4 separate regions of the Homo sapiens genome follow, and regions 2, 3 and 4 are each linked to region 1. Evidence: chromatin contacts called from ENCODE Hi-C or POLR2A ChIA-PET data. All regions are on one chromosome and are shown on one strand. Each heading gives the region's core, a stretch centred on a gene start or an enhancer-like site at or near the end of the contact. The rest is flanking DNA. Distances are from core to core; before and after follow the strand shown. Region 1 holds the start of RPS29 (ribosomal protein S29). Region 2 holds the start of PTGER2 (prostaglandin E receptor 2). Region 3 holds the start of RTRAF (RNA transcription, translation and transport factor). Region 4 holds the start of GNG2 (G protein subunit gamma 2).

Region 1 (4,878 bases), core at 672-3,171:
TATTCATATTAACAATTTACAACAGACAGGGCGCCGTGGATCACGCCTGTAATCCCAGCACTCTGAGGGGTCAAGGCAGGCCCATCTCCTGAGGTCAGGACCTCAAGACCAGCTTGGCCAACATGGTGAAATCCCATCTCCACAAAATAATAAAAATAGGCCGGGCGTGGTGGCAGACGCCTGTAATCCCAGGTACTAGGGAGGCTGAGACAGGAGAATCGCTTGAATCCGGGAGGGGGAGGCTAGTGAGCTGAGATCACGCCACTGCACTCCAGCCTGGGAAACAGAGGGAGACCCAATTTCAAAACAAAAAAAAAAATTTACATCATTATAGAACAGTACTATCCAATACAAAATAATTGATCAGAAAGCTGGTGATTTTTATCTCAAAGAGCCAATAATAAATTCGTTTTCACCTTAAAAAAAAAAACCCAAACTACTATTTAAAAGATTTTCAGAAGCCAAAAGTTTCACAGTCAAAAGTTTCATATAAACACTAGCTTGACTAAGATGATCAAGAGATAGAAGCACTAAATGGCAGACCATTGTTTGCTGAATCTTAACAATGTCTTTCCGGCCCCAAACTTTAAGTTCATTCCAGTGTATGACGCTTTCAAACATTTTGGGTTGGCCGGGCGCGGTGGCTCACGCCTGTAATCTCAGCACTTTGGGAGGCCGAAGCAGGCGGATCACGAGGTCAGCAGTTCGAGACCAGCCTGACCAACATGGTAAAACCCCGTCTCTACTAAAAATAAAAAAATTAGCCGGACATGGTGGCAGGCGCCTGTAATCCCAGCTATTCAGGAGGCTGAGGCAGGAGAATCGCTTGAACCGGGGAGGCGGAGGTTGCACTGAGCGGAGATCACGCCATCGCACTCCAGGTTGGGTGAGTGCGACTCCGACTCAAAAAAAAAAAAAAAAAAACTTGGGGTCAGCGGTTAATACATATATTTGGTTAGAAAATATCTAGGTACAGCCGCGCGTGGTGGCAAGAGCCTTTAGTCCCAGCTACTCGGGACGCCAAGGCAAGAGGATCGCCTGAGACCAGGAGGAGTTCGAGGCTGCAGTGAGCCGTAACAACGCCACTGCACTTCAACCTGGGCGACAGAGGGAGACCCTATCTCTAAAAAAAAAAAAAAGAGAATAGGTACTTACAAGATTGATAAATGAAACAAATGTAAAACAATTTTAGTGGCTTCTCTAAAGTGAATTTCACCAAACACAATACACGGCACCTAAAACTGGCTAAGCTATCTAGGTAAAAAAGGGAGTAGGAAAGACTAAGTCCTTCACCTTCTCCATTCTATTAATTTGATTGCCCAAACCATCAACACTGTCACCAGCTACCAACTAAAAAAAGAGGAAAAGCTCTTGGTCGAATGCTCAGAATTACCACTCCAGGGAAGATCTGTCCGTTTGTCTTTCGCGGAAAAAATAACCCCCACAACCTTCTCTGCCCAAACAACATGGAGTACGCCTGCAGACGCCTACCTTAATGAAACCGATATCCTTCGCGTACTGACGGAAACACTGGCGGCACATATTGAGGCCATATTTCCGGATCAGACCGTGCCGGTTTGAACAGACACGACTGTAAGAAAAGAGACAGCGGTTTTGCAGGTCATAGAAATTACAAGACTCCGCACTCAGACGGCTACTACCCGCATCCCGGGACTCCCAAGCCACAGTACAGGCCTGTAATGGCGGCACCAGCGACTCCCAGTCGGCGTGCTCCCTCGTGCCGCCCGTGGCCTCCTCTACTTGAGATTTTAAGCAGCCTAGCGCTCCACGGCAACGCTTCCCCAAAATCACAAACTATTTCTCACCAAGAGCGAGAACCCTGGCCGAATTTTCGCGGGTGGCTCCAGTACAGCTGCTGGTGACCCATCTTGCTCTCAGCAGTGCAACGAGGTAAAAGGAAGAAGCTGGCCCACGCATGCGCTCTTCAAATTTTTGAGACAGTTTACCCAGAATGCAGTGCTCAAAGGAAACGCGTGCGCAGTGTGGTCAGGTTGTTTCGCTGGGTGAGTAAAATGAAATCTTAGAGGCGTTGTGGGCTGGCCCAGTTGATGACGTCACCATACCACAGCTTCTAGTGCTATTCTGCGCCGGTATCCGACCGCCGGGCGCGGTGGCGCGTGCCTGTAGTCCCAGCTACTCGGGAGGCTGAGGCTGGAGGATCGCTTGAGTCCAGGAGTTCTGGGCTGTAGTGCGCTATGCCGATCGGGTGTCCGCACTAAGTTCGGCATCAATATGGTGACCTCCCGGGAGCGGGGGACCACCAGGTTGCCTAAGGAGGGGTGAACCGGCCCAGGTCGGAAACGGAGCAGGTCAAAACTCCCGTGCTGATCAGTAGTGGGATCGCGCCTGTGAATAGCCACTGCACTCCAGCCTGGGCAACATAGCGAGACCCCGTCTCTTTTGAACAATAAATACGTTAATTTTGGACTCTCAAGAGATGAATATTCTCATAGTCTTTTTTATTGATTAAACCTTTTACTTTCTTTTAATTAAAACGTTACACTTGGGAAAGGAGTTTTTCCTCGACTCACCAGTGACACCTACTGGAATAAATTTACAAAACAACTTAAAATCAGCTGTAATGATCACGAGTCAACGGTAGGGTTTGCTTTTATTTTGTTAAAGAGAGTACGTTTTCAAATTTATTTTTTTGACACACTCCTCCAAGAAATACACCTACACCATTCCAAAAAAAAATGAGATTCTTTGGCATTTAGTGTATTTGATTCTTAAATGTAATTGGCTGAATGTAAAGTAATAAACAAGTAATGTGCAGTGTATGTTGCTTTGACCAGATAATTTGGTGACAAAACAAGTAATGAAAAGCAAATGCAAAAATGCAAAAAACCAATGTCAATAAACGAATTTCTGCTGAAAGATACCTACATTCCATATGGTCATTTATAATGCCTCCAGATAAAACTGCTCTGAAATCAAAGCTTTAACTAGATTTATAAAATGTAGCACAGGGTGCAACAATTCCAGAAACTTTTACATATAAACTTTTATAAATTGAAATACAACACTTCTTTAAGGTATGTTATGTCAGGGTTCTAGTGGGGTCCCCCTACCCAATCATTAAGTTAGGCATTGTATTATATGATTAAGGAAGGAGGGGAGTCAGAGATTTGTAAACTAGATATAACTTGCTCCTTGCCCTCAAAATTTTCTAATCTGTGGGAAACAGGATTATCTCCAAGACTTCAACATACAACGTTTGTGCACCAACAACATATGTACAGCTAAGGAAAATATTCTGTATTAAATCATGGGTGTGCTCATGAAGTACGAAAGGAGCCAAGAAGAGAAATTAATTCCAGTTCGAGGTACATTTGAGAGACCTTTGAGGTAGACCTTGAAGAATGGGATTTCTACAGGCAGCACTTGACAGAAGGGAATGCCTGGTGAAAGGAAGCGCTTGAGCCAAGGTAAGGTGAACAACTTTGTGTAACTAGAATAGAAGATGGACAAAAGGCCTAGTGATAGGAATGAAAAGGTATTTTATTTTAAAGCCTCATTGGGCAAGATCCAATGTCAAGCTTTTACAACTTTCCTATAATTTATATCAGTCACTAATGTGTGGTTTCCAAAAGCCATTTGCCTCTCAAAAGCTAATCTAACATTTGTCCACACTTTCTTAGGCCTCTTCTAGTTGGTCTCCACAATATTTAAAACATTACAGTGGTTCTGAGATCAATTCCATTAATATTTTTAGTACTCTGATATATAAGCCTTTGGGCCTAAAGAAGTGAATTCATTTAGGAGAGAAAAAAAGACAAATGAGAAGCAATTAGTTGCACTTCAACAATCTTAATCTGAATACTTAAGTAATTCTTAATACTTATTCTAGTCTATACATTATTCTCTTTGATAGAGATATTGCAAAAGTGCAGCTAAGACGTCGTACTTCCTTTCAGTTTTAAGATAATGTGACACCATCTATCCCAAACCATGAAATTATCCATTTCTTTTTCAACAAACTGAGAACACAGCTTTAAAAGTTCATTTTAACTCGGTGTTTATCAAGAGCTTTTATGTTTTGTTTTGTTTTTTTTCCTTTTTTTTTGAGACGGAGTCTCACTCTGTCGCCCAGGCTGGAGTGCAATGGCACCATCTTGGCTAACTGCAACCTGCACCTCCTGGGTTCAAGGGATTCTCCTGCCTCAGCCTCCCGAGTTGCTGAAATTACAGGCACGTGCCACCACACCCGTCTAATTTTTTACATTTTTGGTAGAGATGGGGTTTCACCATGTTGGCTAGGCTGGTCTCGAAGTCCTGACCTCGAGTAATCCACCCACCTCAGCCTCCCAAACTGCTGGGATTACAGGAGTGAGCCACCACGCCCGGCCTAAGAGCTTTTATCTTAATCCTGTAGTCTTCTTACAGTTTCTGAGTCCTTTTTTTTTTTTTTTTTTTTTTTTTTGAGACGGAGTCTGGAGTCTCGCTCTGTGACCCAGGCTGGAGTGTAGTGGTGCGATCTCGGCCCACTGCAAGCTCCGCCTCCCGGGTTCACGCCATTCTCCTGCCTCAGCCTCCCGAGTAGCTGGGACTACAGCGCCCGCCACCATGCCCGGCTAATTTCTTTTTGTATTTTTAGTAGAGACAGGGTTTCACCCTGTTAGCCAGGATGGTCTCGATCTCCTGACCTCATGATCCGCCCGCCTCGACCTCCCAAAGTGCTGGGATTACAGGCGTGAGCCATCTTAGTTCTCTTTTATACATGGGTTTGAAATGCTTCTTCTTTTAGAACACATTTTCCTTTAATAGGATATTTATTGGGTTTGGGTTCTTTGTTTTTTAAAAAATGTACAATGAAGTGCAAAGAAAAAGAAAAAAAAAAGTGCCATAATGTCCTTG
Region 2 (4,878 bases), core at 1,182-3,681, 2.7 Mb after region 1:
GCAAACTGCTAAACCAAACACACACACACACACACACACACACACACACACACATATGTATGTATTCTGTCCAAATGCTGGAAGCAATTAAAAGGAGTAATTTGAACAAGCAATGCTGAGCAGCACAGTAATTAATAGGATACTGGCCTCCCAAGATTTATAGGGCCCACTCTAGTCTTCCTCTTGTCACATACCTTACCACAGGTGAGACACCCTCAGGGCACTATTCACCCAGACCCCATTACCCCTCCATTCTAGACCACCTTCCAGGTACCTGAGATCATGAAATTTCCTGCTCAAATGTTGGTCCCATAACTCGCTTCCAGGGCTTGATCAGGCATCTTCCCTAGGTCCATCCAATCAAGGGTCATTTGCATGTTTGAGATGCATATTCCCAGGACCAAGGTGGCTTTGGGGAGAGAGCTTGGTTATCAACAACTATAGTGTCCACATATTGAACTATACTGTCCACATATTGAACTATACTCTCCACATATTTCTGTGCAAGACTCCTTGTGGTGCAAGACTGAGTCAGGGGTTAGGAAGACAAGGGGGCAGGGGCCTGGGGGAGGATCTTCAACTGCACTCTTGCTCTCGTATTCACAAAAACCAGGGGCCGGCCTGCCACCAGGTACCCATCCAAAGAAAAGCTAGAGACAAATATATAGGAAAGGTTAAATAGTAGGTTTTTGTTGTGAGGGGCCTTATGAAAATTAAAAAGGTATAAAAATATTCGGAAAATAAGCACTGTGCAAATTCAGTGAATCTAAAATCCCTTATTTAATAGTAAAACTGCAGTGCAGAATTATGCTATAAATCATAGTGTTTTCCTATTAAGAAATACTTCTGATTTAAGTTTGATGTTTCCCCATTGCTTGGGGTGAGATGGGGGAATGTTGGAGTAGGGGAATAGTCAGAGATGGATGGCAAAGATTGGTAATAAGTTGTTACTGACCTGCAGAGTTTACAGCTTGAAAGAAAAACTGTAGGAGTTAAGATCCTCTTTCCTAGGAATCCATGCCATGAGAAGTTTAGGGATTGAAGTAGTGCCTGCTGACATGTGAAAACCGGCCTGTAAACTTTGCAAGCGATCCAGTAAATTATGCTTGTTCTAGTGGGAACCACCCCCCCCAACTCCGCATTCCAATCCCCAGGCCAGAATCATCAAAGTTGGCAAAAAATATTCATGGAGAGTAAGCAGGCTGTAGCAAGATAGGCTCTTCAGCAGGCAATCTTTGCTTCCTCCCACGTTATGACTGTCTTTCTTGCCAGTTCCCTAGGCAGATCAGACCCTTCACTTCCCAGTTGGCCTCCCTTCCCCAAGTGAATGTGACTTCTTACAGAACACAATTACCTATGTTGTCTGCCAAACTGGATTTTGTTTTGTTTTGTTTTGTGTTAAATATCAGCCCATTTTCACGACTCTGCAATTATGACAATATGTGGTAGGAAACCATTACTGTCAGCTCCAGTCTGAAACTGGCCACTTACCAATACACTTTGCCAGGAACAAGTCTTTCTGGATGGATACTACGTGGTTAACAACATGTAAAGATAAACGGCTAAACAAAATATCAACATTTTCTTACAAGGCTCAGCTTAAGGACAGAACAGTGATGTGCAATGGTTTTCATGTTGTATCCACAAACACAATTCTGTATAAGACACACTCCTCTTTTTTTAATGGTTGCTTAAACAAGTGGTTATCCGTTATGCTGTTGACATAGGAAACGGTGAAATGCTAGTAACCGAATCAAAGCGGCAGTGCAACAGGCCGCTCGGTGGTGCGCATTGTGTGGTTTGGTTCCTTGGATGGACACACTTGCTTTACGCTTCATCCCAATTTTTGTCCCAACCTCTTAGTGTATCTTCCTGGGAATAGTAAAAACAAAGCAAAACATTCTGGTCTTACTTCAAGCTGCCTTTGCACTGTTATTCCCTTGTTCCGCTCATTTCACGGGATTGGGTTCTCCTAACTTCATTGTTTGGTGAGTTGCTTTGCTTTGCTCGTTGCCCCGATCTTCTGTGTATTCTGCGCAGACCCCGCAAGTGCTCCTGCACTCCCTCCCAGCCCTCTGCTGGGGCTTAACGCTTCCCAGCCGAGGTCAGACTGCCGTGCGCTTCGAGTACCGGACCCCGAGGAAGCGAGAAACGCCGCTCCCGCCGGTCGCGGGCAGCTTCAGTACACCGGCAACACGCGCGCCTCTGCCCAGTGCCGCGCCCAGCGGGTGCTCAGACTCCTTCTCTCCCTCCCCGCCGGCGCGCCCCAGGGACTCGGAACGCCCCCGCGAGTGTGACGCGTCCTGCCTCCCCTGCAGCTCGCGGACACTCGCACTTGCAAGGCCTGGCCAGCACTCTTGGGCCCGCCCCCCGACAGTGCGGGGGCGGAGACGACGGCTCCCCTAGGCTCTGGCTCCCGGCCTTGGCCGGCGCGGGTAGGCGCGGGAGCCTCGAGCGCCGCTCGGATGCAGCAGCCGAGCCGCCACTCGGCGCGCGGCGGGAGACCCAGGGCAAGCCGCCGTCGGCGCGCTGGGTGCGGGAAGGGGGCTCTGGATTTCGGTCCCTCCCCTTTTTCCTCTGAGTCTCGGAACGCTCCGGCTCTCAGACCCTCTTCCTCCCAGGTAAAGGCCGGGAGAGGAGGGCGCATCTCTTTTCCAGGCACCCCACCATGGGCAATGCCTCCAATGACTCCCAGTCTGAGGACTGCGAGACGCGACAGTGGCTTCCCCCAGGCGAAAGCCCAGCCATCAGCTCCGTCATGTTCTCGGCCGGGGTGCTGGGGAACCTCATAGCACTGGCGCTGCTGGCGCGCCGCTGGCGGGGGGACGTGGGGTGCAGCGCCGGCCGCAGGAGCTCCCTCTCCTTGTTCCACGTGCTGGTGACCGAGCTGGTGTTCACCGACCTGCTCGGGACCTGCCTCATCAGCCCAGTGGTACTGGCTTCGTACGCGCGGAACCAGACCCTGGTGGCACTGGCGCCCGAGAGCCGCGCGTGCACCTACTTCGCTTTCGCCATGACCTTCTTCAGCCTGGCCACGATGCTCATGCTCTTCGCCATGGCCCTGGAGCGCTACCTCTCGATCGGGCACCCCTACTTCTACCAGCGCCGCGTCTCGCGCTCCGGGGGCCTGGCCGTGCTGCCTGTCATCTATGCAGTCTCCCTGCTCTTCTGCTCGCTGCCGCTGCTGGACTATGGGCAGTACGTCCAGTACTGCCCCGGGACCTGGTGCTTCATCCGGCACGGGCGGACCGCTTACCTGCAGCTGTACGCCACCCTGCTGCTGCTTCTCATTGTCTCGGTGCTCGCCTGCAACTTCAGTGTCATTCTCAACCTCATCCGCATGCACCGCCGAAGCCGGAGAAGCCGCTGCGGACCTTCCCTGGGCAGTGGCCGGGGCGGCCCCGGGGCCCGCAGGAGAGGGGAAAGGGTGTCCATGGCGGAGGAGACGGACCACCTCATTCTCCTGGCTATCATGACCATCACCTTCGCCGTCTGCTCCTTGCCTTTCACGGTAAGTCACTCCCTACGTTTCCACAGCCCGGCTCTGCTCAGCCTTCTCATGCTCTCCCCTGACGCCTCCACCCTTTCCACCGCCCTACAAACTTTTTGCAACTTGTAAAAATATGTCCTAATTTGTAAAGATCTGTAGCCTTCCCCACTAGTTTCCCCTCCTCTTTAGCCCACTTCCTTATCCTGGCTTATGGGCGTTGCTAGGCTAGAGTTTCTTATACAATAATACAGACCGTCCGAAAGGGAGTCCTGGGCCTCAGCTAAGCTAGCCAATCTCCTCATCCTAGCCCTGGGCAGTGTCCCTTTCTCGCTGTTGCCTATCTTGGCTTAGTAATTGAGAAAGAGGCAGCCCCTTCCACCTTAGGATGGCTGTCACTGTTCCAGCCTGACGACCTGGAGCTGCAGTTTGCTGCCCTGTACCTCTCATCCACTGGTGCTGGTTCTCCATGCTTGCCTTCTGTTCCTGCCAGGGCAAAATGTAGTACCCAACCCATAGCATTCCAGCTGCCATTGAAAATGGTCCCAGATGAGAAGGGTCCCTGAAGCAGAAGTTTAGAGCATTTGTTATTTGTCCTAAAAGTCCAACAAACATCTAGTTTATAGGTTTCCCAATTTATATATTTGAATGTAACTCTTTGTGGCCATGAAAGTTTATAAAACCATAATGATAACTAGAGGAAATACTTGGAGGAACATCTTGCTAAGCATTTGTAATATCTTGCAAAACACGCTCTTAATGTCACTGTCAGAAATACACACAGGTGTCCTTCAGCTTACAGTTATGCACTTGATGAGCACAAAGCCACAGGCAGGAATGGCTGGTCCCTCTCAGGAAGGGAAGAGTGGGGCTACCTGGGGAACTGAAGGACAAGAGACCAAGTCCTGGCATCGTGCTGCCTTGATTTGGGGCAACTTTAGCAGTTATTTGATGCTAACTAACTGCTAAATGATATGAGGCTGTGAGTTCAAGTCTCCTCAAGTGTAACGTTTTAGCTGAGCCTGGAATATGTCCGAGAATGTGCTGGCCTCTTACGGGGGCTAGGAATTGGGAGTTGTGGCAACTCCACTTCCTAATCTTCAGAAGAGCAAGACTGATGCTGCAGCATCAAAGCAGTTAATAGTGACTTCCACCTGCCACAATCTTGGAGAAAAGAGATGGGCAGTGCCTACTATTAACAGGTCTGACCTGTAAAAGCTGGAGGAGAAGTAACTTTATCCTATCTCCTGCCTCCATTACTGCTTCTTACATCTTCATGTGCTCATCCTCAGGGATGGGAAGGGACACAGGGTCCCAAAGGTCTGAATATGATTCTCTCCTCCCCAGCCCAGTTAACTCCCTTAGCTACGTTCTCTTCTCCCTGGTCCCCA
Region 3 (4,878 bases), core at 1,625-4,124, 2.4 Mb after region 1:
CTAAACACTTTACTGAACAATTCAACAGATGAATTAATAGCCTGTCAAACCTATGATCAACCATTAGATTGGAGTTCAGGTCATTTGATAATAAAAGTTGATTTCCAGATCCTTCCACCAAAAAGACACATGCATTCTCATGTTCATTGCAGCACTGTTCACAATAGCAAAGACGTGGAATCAACCTAGATGCCCATCAGAGGCTGACTGGATAAAGAAAATATGGTACATATACCCCATGGAATACTATGCAGCCATAAAAAGAACAAATATTATGTCCAAATTTGCAGCAATATGGATGCAGCTGGAGGCCGTTATCCTAAGCAAATTAACACAGGAACAGACAACCAAATACCACAGGTTCTCACTTATAAGTGGGAGCTAAACACTGGGTACTTATGAAAACACACACACACAAAAGTTGGTTTCCTTTTCTTGAAGTATACAGAGGGCTTGGTCTTCAGAAATGGAATTATGTAAGATTCACTTACTGTTGGACACTCCATTCAGAATAGGTCAAAGAACTCCTTCAAATTCAGAGAAAAAAAAAGATAACTGGGTTTTAACATAAAAAATGGATTAATATTTATTTTATACTTCTTTCCCAAAGTTTGCTTTATCCCCTGCTCAAGTATCCCCTGACACTTTAGCATTCTGCATCATCTGAATCTTCCTCCAACCTCCCCACTCCTGGTGGTGGCCGGGGCTGATGACTAGGGACAGTCTTAAGTTGCTGACAATGGGGACCCTGAAGTGGAAAGACTAGGCCAGGAGCAAACAACTTCATTTTTTGCCTTGAAAGGTCAATTTCAGAAAACAAATGGTAAGAGATGTTTTTCCTTATTTTTTTAAAGAAATTCATGGTCTGCAATTGTATTTTTCCCCCTTTTTAATTTATTATTTATATGTAAGTATTTATTATTTTCCCTTCCATGATTGGTTCATTTTTTCATTTTTTGGTTAGTATTTCATTAATTATACAACTAGCATGCACTACAATATGAGATTATAGCCATATCTTTGATCAAATTTTGTTGGAAATGAGACACTCTTGAACTGATTTTCTTGATTCACTCTATAAGCACCTTAATTGAAAAATACAGATTATCTTACAGTGCCCCCTTAAAACTAAAGCTGTATTCTAGCCTCTGTACTTCTTTTTATTATTATTATTTTTGAGATGGGGTCTTACATGTTGCACAGGTTGGTGTGATCATGGCTCACTGCAGCCTCAACCTTGCAGGCTCAAGTGATCCTCCCACCTCAGCCTCCTGAGTAGCTGGGTCCACAGGCACACACGAGCATGCCAGGCTAATTTTTCTTTCTTCTTTTTTTTTTTTTTTTAGTTTTAATAGAGACAAAGTCTCACTATGTTGCCTAGGCTGGTCTCAAACTCCTGGGCTTGAACTATCCTCCCACCTCAGCCTCCCAAAGTGCTGGGACTACAGGCATGAGCTTCTGCACCTGGCCTGTACTTCTTTGTAGTACATTTTATATTTCTTGTAATTCACTTACTCTTTCTAACTCCAGATTATAAGTATTTATTTACACATCTATATTTGTCATTATACTTAAACTTCCTGAAAATAGAGACTGTAGTTTACTCATTTGTATGCTCCTCAGATCCTAAGTGTTTAATTAAAATCTTAATTAATGAAATGAAATGAAACGTACATAGTTGGCTTACCCCCAAGAATTTCAATAGCTCCCCTTAGCTTGCCATGAGAGGCTTTTCCTTATCAGAGCCCTGCCTTTGTCTATAGTCTTATCAGCTGTCATTCCCTCTCACCCTCCAGCCCCTATAAGCTCTAGTCCCTCTGGGCCATGCTGTTGCTCATTTCTTGCCTTTATACATCCTCTTCCCTCAAACTAGGTTACCCTTTTGACTGCATGGTGAATGCCTCACCATCTTCAAGCCTTAGTTTATACTTATCTGTTTATTGTTTCCCTCATTAGCCTTTTAAACTCCATGAAAATAGGGGCCTGGTCTGTCTTGTTCACTGCTCTCTCTCCACTGTCTGAAAAGCAAGTAGAGACTGGATCAGGAAAGATCTTAAATACAATAAGGAGTTTTGATTATTTCTAGGGGGTAACCAGGAACCACTAAAACATAAGCAGAGAAAGTTATGTACAGGTTTTTGCTTTAGAAAAATCTCTCTCATCGCTGTATGGAGGAATGGTTTGGAGAACGCAGGACTGGCCCTAAGAAATCAATCAGATAATTAGAGTAAGCAAAAGTGATGAGGATCTGATCTGTGGCTGTATCAGTGGGGTCCGAAAGGAGGTGAGGGATTTGAGAGTTAGGAGAGACAGAATGGCAGGAATTGGTGACCTACTGGATGCTGTGACCGAGGGTGAGGGGGAGTGAGGGACGATCTCGGCTTCAGATTTCACTCTGGCTGAGGATATCTGGAACGATCGCATCGTATTAACAATTGTATGTTTACCTGTGGATCACTCCCAATTAGTCTGAAAGCATCTTACTATAGGGACCTTGCTTTGTAGTCTTTGTATTACCAGTGTTAGAAGAGCACCTGTTATGTAGGAGGAGTAATAAAATGAATGAATGCACTCAAAACACTAAACAGTAATTCTGTAATCCAACGGGAGGTACAGCGAATACCAAAAGCCTACATATACTATTCTCTGCATGCTATAGCAAGAAAGAAAGGAAAGTGGCTTCCCGGTGGTTTTCTGCCTATTGTACAACCAGGAAGCTGACAATAAAGTTTATTTGAGCGTCGACGTGCGCCGACGTGGCCCCGCCTCCCCAGCCGGAGCCGCGATTGGTGGGCATTTGCCGGCGGCCACCGCTTTTAAGCCACGATTGGCGAAGGCCGCCGTCATTTCGGAGCGACTCAGCGCCTGCCCGCCCTCTCGCCGCGTCGCCGGTGCCTGCGCCTCCCGCTCCACCTCGCTTCTTCTCTCCCGGCCGAGGCCCGGGGGACCAGAGCGAGAAGCGGGGACCATGTTCCGACGCAAGTTGACGGCTCTCGACTACCACAACCCCGCCGGCTTCAACTGCAAAGGTGAGGCGGCGGCCTCAGCCCGGCCGCGTGTCCCTGACCTGGGCGGAGGTCCCAGCCTCAGTGCCCGCACCCCACCTCCCCGTCGGGACCCTCGGCGGCCTGGTTTCCGCCGGCAGCCTCCGGGCCCCTCTCCTCTGGGTCGCCACGTACCTCGGCTCTTCGCCGCCCCTTCCCGCCTTTAAAGCCCTCTCACCTACTCCTGTCTCGGCATGTTACTTTCTGCACTTGCTTAACTCCAAGCATCACGTAACTACCTTCTCTGTACATAAAAGGGAGAGCATTCGTCTTTCTCACTCACTATTCAACTCCATGGTTCCCTGGGTAATTAGGCGATACCTTGAGCACCTGCTAATTATGGGCCAGCGCGGTGCTGGATTCTGAGGAAGGTGCTGAGTAACTTGAAGACTAGTTCACTGCCTGCCAGGAGCTAAAGGGACGAGGGGTGGAAGCAATCAGAACCCACTGAGCAGTTTGAGACAGTACACAATGAAATCAGGACCGATCACAGTGGGAGGGTAAGCGCGTGTAGTAACGGGCTAGTTGTGTTATGTGGTGTTGCAAAAAAGTTAATAGCAGATGAGTGGGAAGGTTGAATTGTGAATACAAAGGTATTTGGGATTTTACAGCATTAGAATTTTAAAAAGTAATAACGTTGCTACTCACTGTAACTAAACTGCTACCCACCACTACTCGTTTCCTTTGTATAGTTGTGGCCTGTGATAGACTGGTAAGTTTGAAAGTGATCAAGTATAACTTGTGATACTCAGACCACTGTGTAATTCTCAAGACCTTATAATGGAAGCTTGAATTTGACTCACAAATTGAAAATAATTTCTAAGCAGGATGACAGTGTTTTGTTGATCGCCTGTAGAAGCATATCAAATTATAATCTATTGTTTTTCTACTTTAACAAAAAAGTATCAGTGACAATAGAGCCTTGTTCTGGATTGGAATCTTTGAGTCTCAATGTTCTTATCTGTAAAATGGGATATTACCTACCTCAAAAGAGGTATGGGGAGGATTAAACGAAACAATTATGCACTTAATGTGCAGTTAACATTCCATGACAACAGTTGTCACAGTGTCTTTTTTGTCATTTAATTTCTTTTACTTATTATTTTGTTGTATATTTTACTTTATTACTTTGCTATAAATTTAACCTTGCCCTCCTTCCCCTTTCTGTCCGCAAAGGAACTGGAATATTAATATGTAACACTTAAATAGCAAAACTATGTGCCAGGCACTGTTTTTATCCGTATTTATTTTATTTAAGAAACTTCTTAAATAAAACAACTTCTTTTAATCTTCATAACTCTATGAGGTAAGTTCTATTAGCACCCTCATTTTGTAGCTGAAGAGTCTGAGGCACAGAAAATGTGGGTGATTATCCCAAGTTCACACAACCAGTAAGTATCTGGACCCAGGATTTGAACAGATCATTGTTAATCTGTACTTTCAACTCCAGAATCTGTACTTTCAACTCCCTCTTTTGGTTCAATTAATTTAGTATTTTGAAGTTAAGAAAATTCCACAAGAACATATATCTGAACATATACCTGAGAAGGAGGTATTTTATGTAGTGCTTCTAGTTATTTATGTGATATTTTTTATTGCAGATGAAACAGAATTTAGAAACTTCATCGTTTGGCTTGAAGACCAGAAAATCAGGCACTACAAGATTGAAGACAGAGGGAATTTAAGAAACATCCACAGCAGCGACTGGCCCAAGTTCTTTGAAAAGGTAATGAATTAGGAAGTAAAGTAAAAATACAGAGAGTTTGTCTGAAAAATCATGAAGATGAGCTTAAAATTACTTTCTTCTTTTAAGAAAAAAATGATAATGATCAGT
Region 4 (4,878 bases), core at 846-3,345, 2.3 Mb after region 1:
ATACCAACCATCGGAGGATGGTTGAGAGAGAGTTAGAAACAAAAAGACACAAAAAATTACTGTACTTGAATCTAGAGTTTATGCCAGAACCTACTTGTCTAAAATTAACCATAGTCTTGTTTCCAACCATTAATAACATGCTTCTCATTTTTCTTAGACTTGGCATCATGCATATTTAAATTTACATTTAAAAGTTCCTGGTAACCTTTGGCACAAGGGTTCCTGGTTTGGAGATAACTCACATGTTGGTGGATTCATGCCCAATCCCTCTCACTACTGCATTTCTATCTGCTGGTGGATCAAAGCTAGTTGCTCATTTTCAATCTTAAATCAATCCATTTTGTAATTTTCAGGTGTGAGTGAGTTGACATCAGGGTCCTTTTTGATGAAAGATTTCCTTGAAAAAATAAGCAAACTGTTCAAATCAAAACAAAGGGTGTTTTGGGACTGTCTCAGAACATTTCATAGAAATTAAATTCTGTACCTTCTAGGTTAACGTGCTGTGGTCCTCACGATGTGTTTGGAAGGCTCAACTGGAGAGTTATTCTCCATCAGTCCTAGATTTCTAACATTTCCTGTTAGTTTACTTGCTGGAGGATTAAGGCAAAACTGGATTAAAAAGGAGGAGTTGGGGAATTAACTGTTTCCTGGCAAGATTAGCTTTCCAGGCACTGATTCCTGAGAAGAGGTGTTTTTTGTTGTTGTTGTTTTTGTTTTTAACTCCATAATGTTGCCTGGACACTAGAACAGGATTCCCCTTCCCCCATCTCATGTTTAATCTGTAGCTTCCCCAAAGTACCTTGTGTTAGTACTAGGGGGAGAATGACTCACACGTTGAATAAATTGTTATTAAAGCATCTGGGCTCAATTGTGAACATACTAATAGTGAGGAATTGGAAAACCAAGTACTGGTGAGGGTTCGGCTGCTGACTGGCGAAATCACTTGCTGAATGTGAGGCCCAACATCCTCTAAAAATAATAAGAGTTAATATGTGCCGAATACGTCCTATATCCCCAGAACTATTATTAGCACCTTGTATACCATCTCATTTAATCCTCATATTTCCAATGTAGAGCATGACTATCATCAACTATGTTTTGCAGATGAGGAAACTGAGGCACATAGATGTTAAATAATTTGCCCAAGTTCATACAGTCATTAATGGCAATTTGGATTGAAATTCTGGCAGACAGAGACAGCTTGCAGGCTCTACCCTGGTGGGTTCTACGATATTACCTCCTAAGATGAAGGGAAGGGACTGGAGGATCATGAGGGTCCTTCAGCCCTACTAGTGTGTGTGGAATGGGGAGAGGAGTATTCAGTTTCTCTGTTGGGAATGTGCAGCATTCAGCACCACCTCATTCCTTCCCATCTATGAGAATCTTTTGGGAATAGTCCTCACTATTAGGCCTATAGGTAGCATTGCCAACTTGGTTTAGTTCCCGTGCCCCATAAGAATACTTATCAGGGCCATTCTTTTCTGAGCATGTGGGTTAAGTAAGATCTCAGTGGTAGTGGGACCTTGGAGAAATGAAGCCTCTGAAATGTTGGCCACAGAGAAAAATGCTGCAGTGAGAAGCTGCAAGCTGCAAGCTGCAAGCTCCCAGCTAGCTGGCTTGATGGGGACCACAGTAAATCAGGAGGAACAGTGGAGGCTGGTGTGGGATCTCGGGGGCCAGAACCTGGCCAGGGGATGTTGACCCAAAAAAAAACAGCAGCAGCAGTAGAAACAACAACAGCAAGAACAACAATAGCAACAAGCCAGGTTCAGGCTAAAAAAGCAGGCAGTGTGCCAGGAAGGGGGCCGACTGAGCAGTGTGTGGAAGCTGTCGTGGAGGTGACCGTGGGGGGATGAGAAAAGGGGAAGGAAGGAACAGACAGCACCAGAGGGACTTGAACAAAGGGAGAAGGGGGATTAAAGTCAAATCACTGTCAGCAGCCCAGGAGCAGACAAAACCACCAGAGTAAGCCCTGAAATGGAAATGAGAGGGAAAAGAAGCAAGCCGCTAACAGCTACCAAGAAGAGGAGGAAGTGGGAGATGCGCTGCTTCCTGTAGAAAGAACGTTGATTGAAGACAAAGCTGGGTGGGGACTAGTCCCTGGGCTGCAGCCGCTGCTACACATACTCACAACGCTGCCGCCGCGCTCCGTGGGCAACTCCTACTACTGCTGGGCTGGGCTGGGCTGGGCTGGGCTGCGCCGGAGCTCGCCTGCACAGATCAGCTCCGGAGAGGGGAAAACCACGCTCCTCGGACCAAGCCTCGGGAGCTAAGGTAAATGAAACGTTTTCCATGTTGCTCGTTTTTAATTGAGAAAAACGACCGTCGCTTGTGGTTTTAAGGTCCGATTTCTAAGGGATGATAGAGACATCGCTTCAGGACTAGGGGAAATGATTAGATTCTTTTGGAAGGGTCTTTGAGAATAACCACATTTATGACACATTTGATTTAAAAAAACCTCATCATCAGTGCTTAGATTTGATGACTAAACAGGCCAACATGCTAAATACAAGAAGCTGTTTGTATAGTTCTCTCGGAGGAAAACCAGGGCTGAGTCGAAATCCATCTGGGGCTGTGAAGCTGTGGTCTGGTCATCGGAGCCCGGCAGTCCCCTTGTTTTAGGGGAGTGAGTGGTGTAAAATATTAATTGCATTCTCTTTCTTACACATTGCACTGGGATATCTTCTGTTTTGCAAAAATAATGGCTGTGATTTGGCTTTTGGGGGAGTTAAATTCTTTTGTACTTAGATTTTGCCAACAAAGGCTTGAATTGCGTATGTGAGGGGCAGTATTTACCATTAAAAAACAGTGTCTTCCTCCCTCAGCTTGTGCAGCTGCTTTCAGGATAACCTCAGACACAGCTATCATTTGCCAGTAGGTCTTATCCTAAAGTTGCATCCTTGTTCAAAGGAGCGTGGCGGGTTTAAGGCCAGTAACTTGTCCAGAATCAGATACTAGCATATGCATGGATTTTATGTTTATATGCATTTTATTCACCTCTAGGTCAAGGTGCATGTTAGCCTCGGTGAGGGACAAAATAAAAAAGTGCAGCTGGGTTGTTTCCTTACGCGAATATCTGGTAGATAGACTGAAGTAGTAAAACCAGAACATGATTTTTATTCTTTGATTTTCTTGAGCAAAGGATGTTCTTAATGAGAGCCTGGGTCTATGACTTGTTCATATTTATGAATGATATGTAAAAGTACACTAAATAGGTCTAGCAGATGAGAACTGAGATTGTGAGATTCCTCTGACAGGATATATTAGGGAGTTTAATACCCTCATGCAGCACGATTTAAAGAATTAAGCTTTTTTAATCTTCAACAGAAAGTACAGTTAAGCAGTAAGTAGTCATTGATAAAAGGGTTTTTCTTCTAGAGTTTCTATAATGAAAGGAGATAATTTTTCAAAAGAAAGAGAAAAAACTGCTTATAGTGGAGTAAAAATTTAAAAAAAGTCAATATTTTGACACTCACAGATTCTTGAAACATAGGTTCTTAGATACCAAATATGCTAGTTGAGAGTGTATGTATGTATATGCCTCCTCCTTTATCATCGTTCTCACTTGTTAAGAGCTATAGGGCTATTTTTAATGCTATCTTTATGAAATCGATATGGCTTCTCAAAATCTGTGGAGTAGCAGCACATTTTGAGAGATGGGAAGCTTTTATAGCTACTAAAGAAAAAAAAAGTCTATTTCTCAGAGGTTTTTTGCTCATTAAAGTAAACCTGCACCATGCCTAAGAGACAAAGTACTGCTAGTATTGAAACCATGGAACTCCTTGAAGGATTCACTGAATTTAATCAAACTTGTGGGCAAAACAAGTCGTGACATGGATTTTGCAGTTCCACTTCCTATTTGCATCTTAAAGGGAAGTATGTAAAGATCATCTTCTTAGAGAAGAGACCTAGGATAGATCTTCGATCCAGAATGACCCAGTGGAGTTCTAGAATCAAGCTGTGCATCATGAAATGAAGTAAAAAGTTGGCAACCTGAGCTGCATGGATAAGGACAGGCTTACCCTTTGGTACTTACTCCTCTGCAGGCTGTATTCACTAGATAATGCCAACACCCTACTTTGTTTGGGGAGGCACAGACAATCTGCATTAGTCTTCTGTGTGTGTTTCACACATGAGTAAGAAAATGAAACCTTGCCCGACGGGCATAGTAGAGTCAAGAGGGCCTTGCTATCTTTCTGAAAACAACTAAGAGGTGCCTATTTTCTGCACAGCACAAAACATTTCTTAATCGTTAAATTCCAGCTTGAAGCAGAACATTAGTGAGTAACAGCAGATCAGTAACTATGATGGTAGAATGTTTAGGAAAAAGATGAATATGCTTCTACATTGTAAAATGAAACTATTTCCACTTATTCTGGCCATATGGAATATTGAAAGACTTAATGATTTTTCCTGGGGTATTCACTGGCTTTTGAGGAGTAGACCAACACAGAAATTTTAATTGTGCTTTTTTTTTTTTTTTCTGCCATATGGCCAATGGCTGAATGGAAACATGACTCCATTATTTCATTGCCAGCCTTGGGCCTCATATGGTGGACATGTAGTGAATGTGTTTGTTTGACTGACTTTGTTTAGCCTGCTTCAGAAAGCAGGCCCAACTTTTAAGTCTAAAAGCTGTATAGTCAAAGTAGAAAGCCTGTTCATAAAAGACTTCTGTGGGTAGGAGAAAACACTGTGGAGTGAAAAGAACGCAGGCTTTGGAGCCAGGCAGATCTGCCTTTGAAACCTATTACTGGTTCTTACTACTTACCTTGGTACATTAACTTAGGAACCTCAGTTTCCTCATTGTAAAGAAGGGCTAGTAATACATAATCAAAGTTGTTGTTTTGCTTTGTTTTTGCTTTTGTGTGCGGATAA

Evidence for each region. Hi-C counts contacts between places; a loop is a spot of excess contacts on that map. ChIA-PET counts read pairs that join two places held with the same protein, here RNA polymerase II (POLR2A). Pooled maps may share reads with other maps.
Region 2: a loop to region 1 is called in a pooled map, with 6 times the contacts of the local background. The contact joins the promoter of PTGER2 here to the promoter of RPS29 in region 1. A Hi-C loop is called at or near these places in 2 of 37 single-sample maps with no recorded cell type and 5 of 50 pooled maps.
Region 3: a map of naive thymus-derived CD4-positive, alpha-beta T cell shows a loop between it and region 1 (4-fold over the local background). The contact joins the promoter of RTRAF here to the promoter of RPS29 in region 1. A Hi-C loop is called at or near these places in 1 of 168 maps with a recorded cell type or tissue (naive thymus-derived CD4-positive, alpha-beta T cell), 1 of 37 single-sample maps with no recorded cell type and 7 of 50 pooled maps. POLR2A ChIA-PET finds 5 or more read pairs at or near these places in 2 of 52 experiments (activated CD4-positive, alpha-beta T cell and activated T-cell).
Region 4: a pooled map shows a loop between it and region 1 (3-fold over the local background). The contact joins the promoter of GNG2 here to the promoter of RPS29 in region 1. A Hi-C loop is called at or near these places in 2 of 37 single-sample maps with no recorded cell type and 7 of 50 pooled maps. POLR2A ChIA-PET finds 5 or more read pairs at or near these places in 2 of 52 experiments (activated CD4-positive, alpha-beta T cell and activated CD4-positive, alpha-beta memory T cell).

Annotation. Positions count from the first base shown.
Region 1 is chr14:49,584,459-49,589,336 of GRCh38, forward strand. It overlaps RPS29 (ribosomal protein S29), which reads right to left and starts at 1,922. Exons shown (of 3, transcript NM_001032.5): 1 at 1,827-1,922; 2 at 1,492-1,591. The coding sequence starts at 1,888. It also overlaps RN7SL1. RefSeq lists enhancers at 953-1,002, 1,601-2,100, 1,973-2,482.
Region 2 is chr14:52,311,881-52,316,758 of GRCh38, forward strand. PTGER2 (prostaglandin E receptor 2) reads left to right here and starts at 2,432. Exons shown (of 2, transcript NM_000956.4): 1 at 2,432-3,511. The coding sequence starts at 2,669. RefSeq lists enhancers at 1,662-2,222, 2,223-2,782, 3,017-3,166, 3,187-3,326 and a silencer at 2,387-2,496.
Region 3 is chr14:51,986,672-51,991,549 of GRCh38, forward strand. It overlaps RTRAF (RNA transcription, translation and transport factor), which reads left to right and starts at 2,875. Exons shown (of 8, transcript NM_016039.3): 1 at 2,875-3,029; 2 at 4,646-4,770. The coding sequence starts at 2,969. LOC105370497 (a long non-coding RNA gene) reads right to left here and starts at 3,913. Exons shown (of 3, transcript XR_007064166.1): 1 at 3,848-3,913; 2 at 492-2,018. RefSeq lists enhancers at 2,660-2,954, 3,295-3,354.
Region 4 is chr14:51,858,517-51,863,394 of GRCh38, forward strand. It overlaps GNG2 (G protein subunit gamma 2), which reads left to right and starts at 2,096. Exons shown (of 4, transcript NM_053064.5): 1 at 2,096-2,274. RefSeq lists a silencer at 1,583-1,662 and enhancers at 1,715-2,216, 2,003-2,212.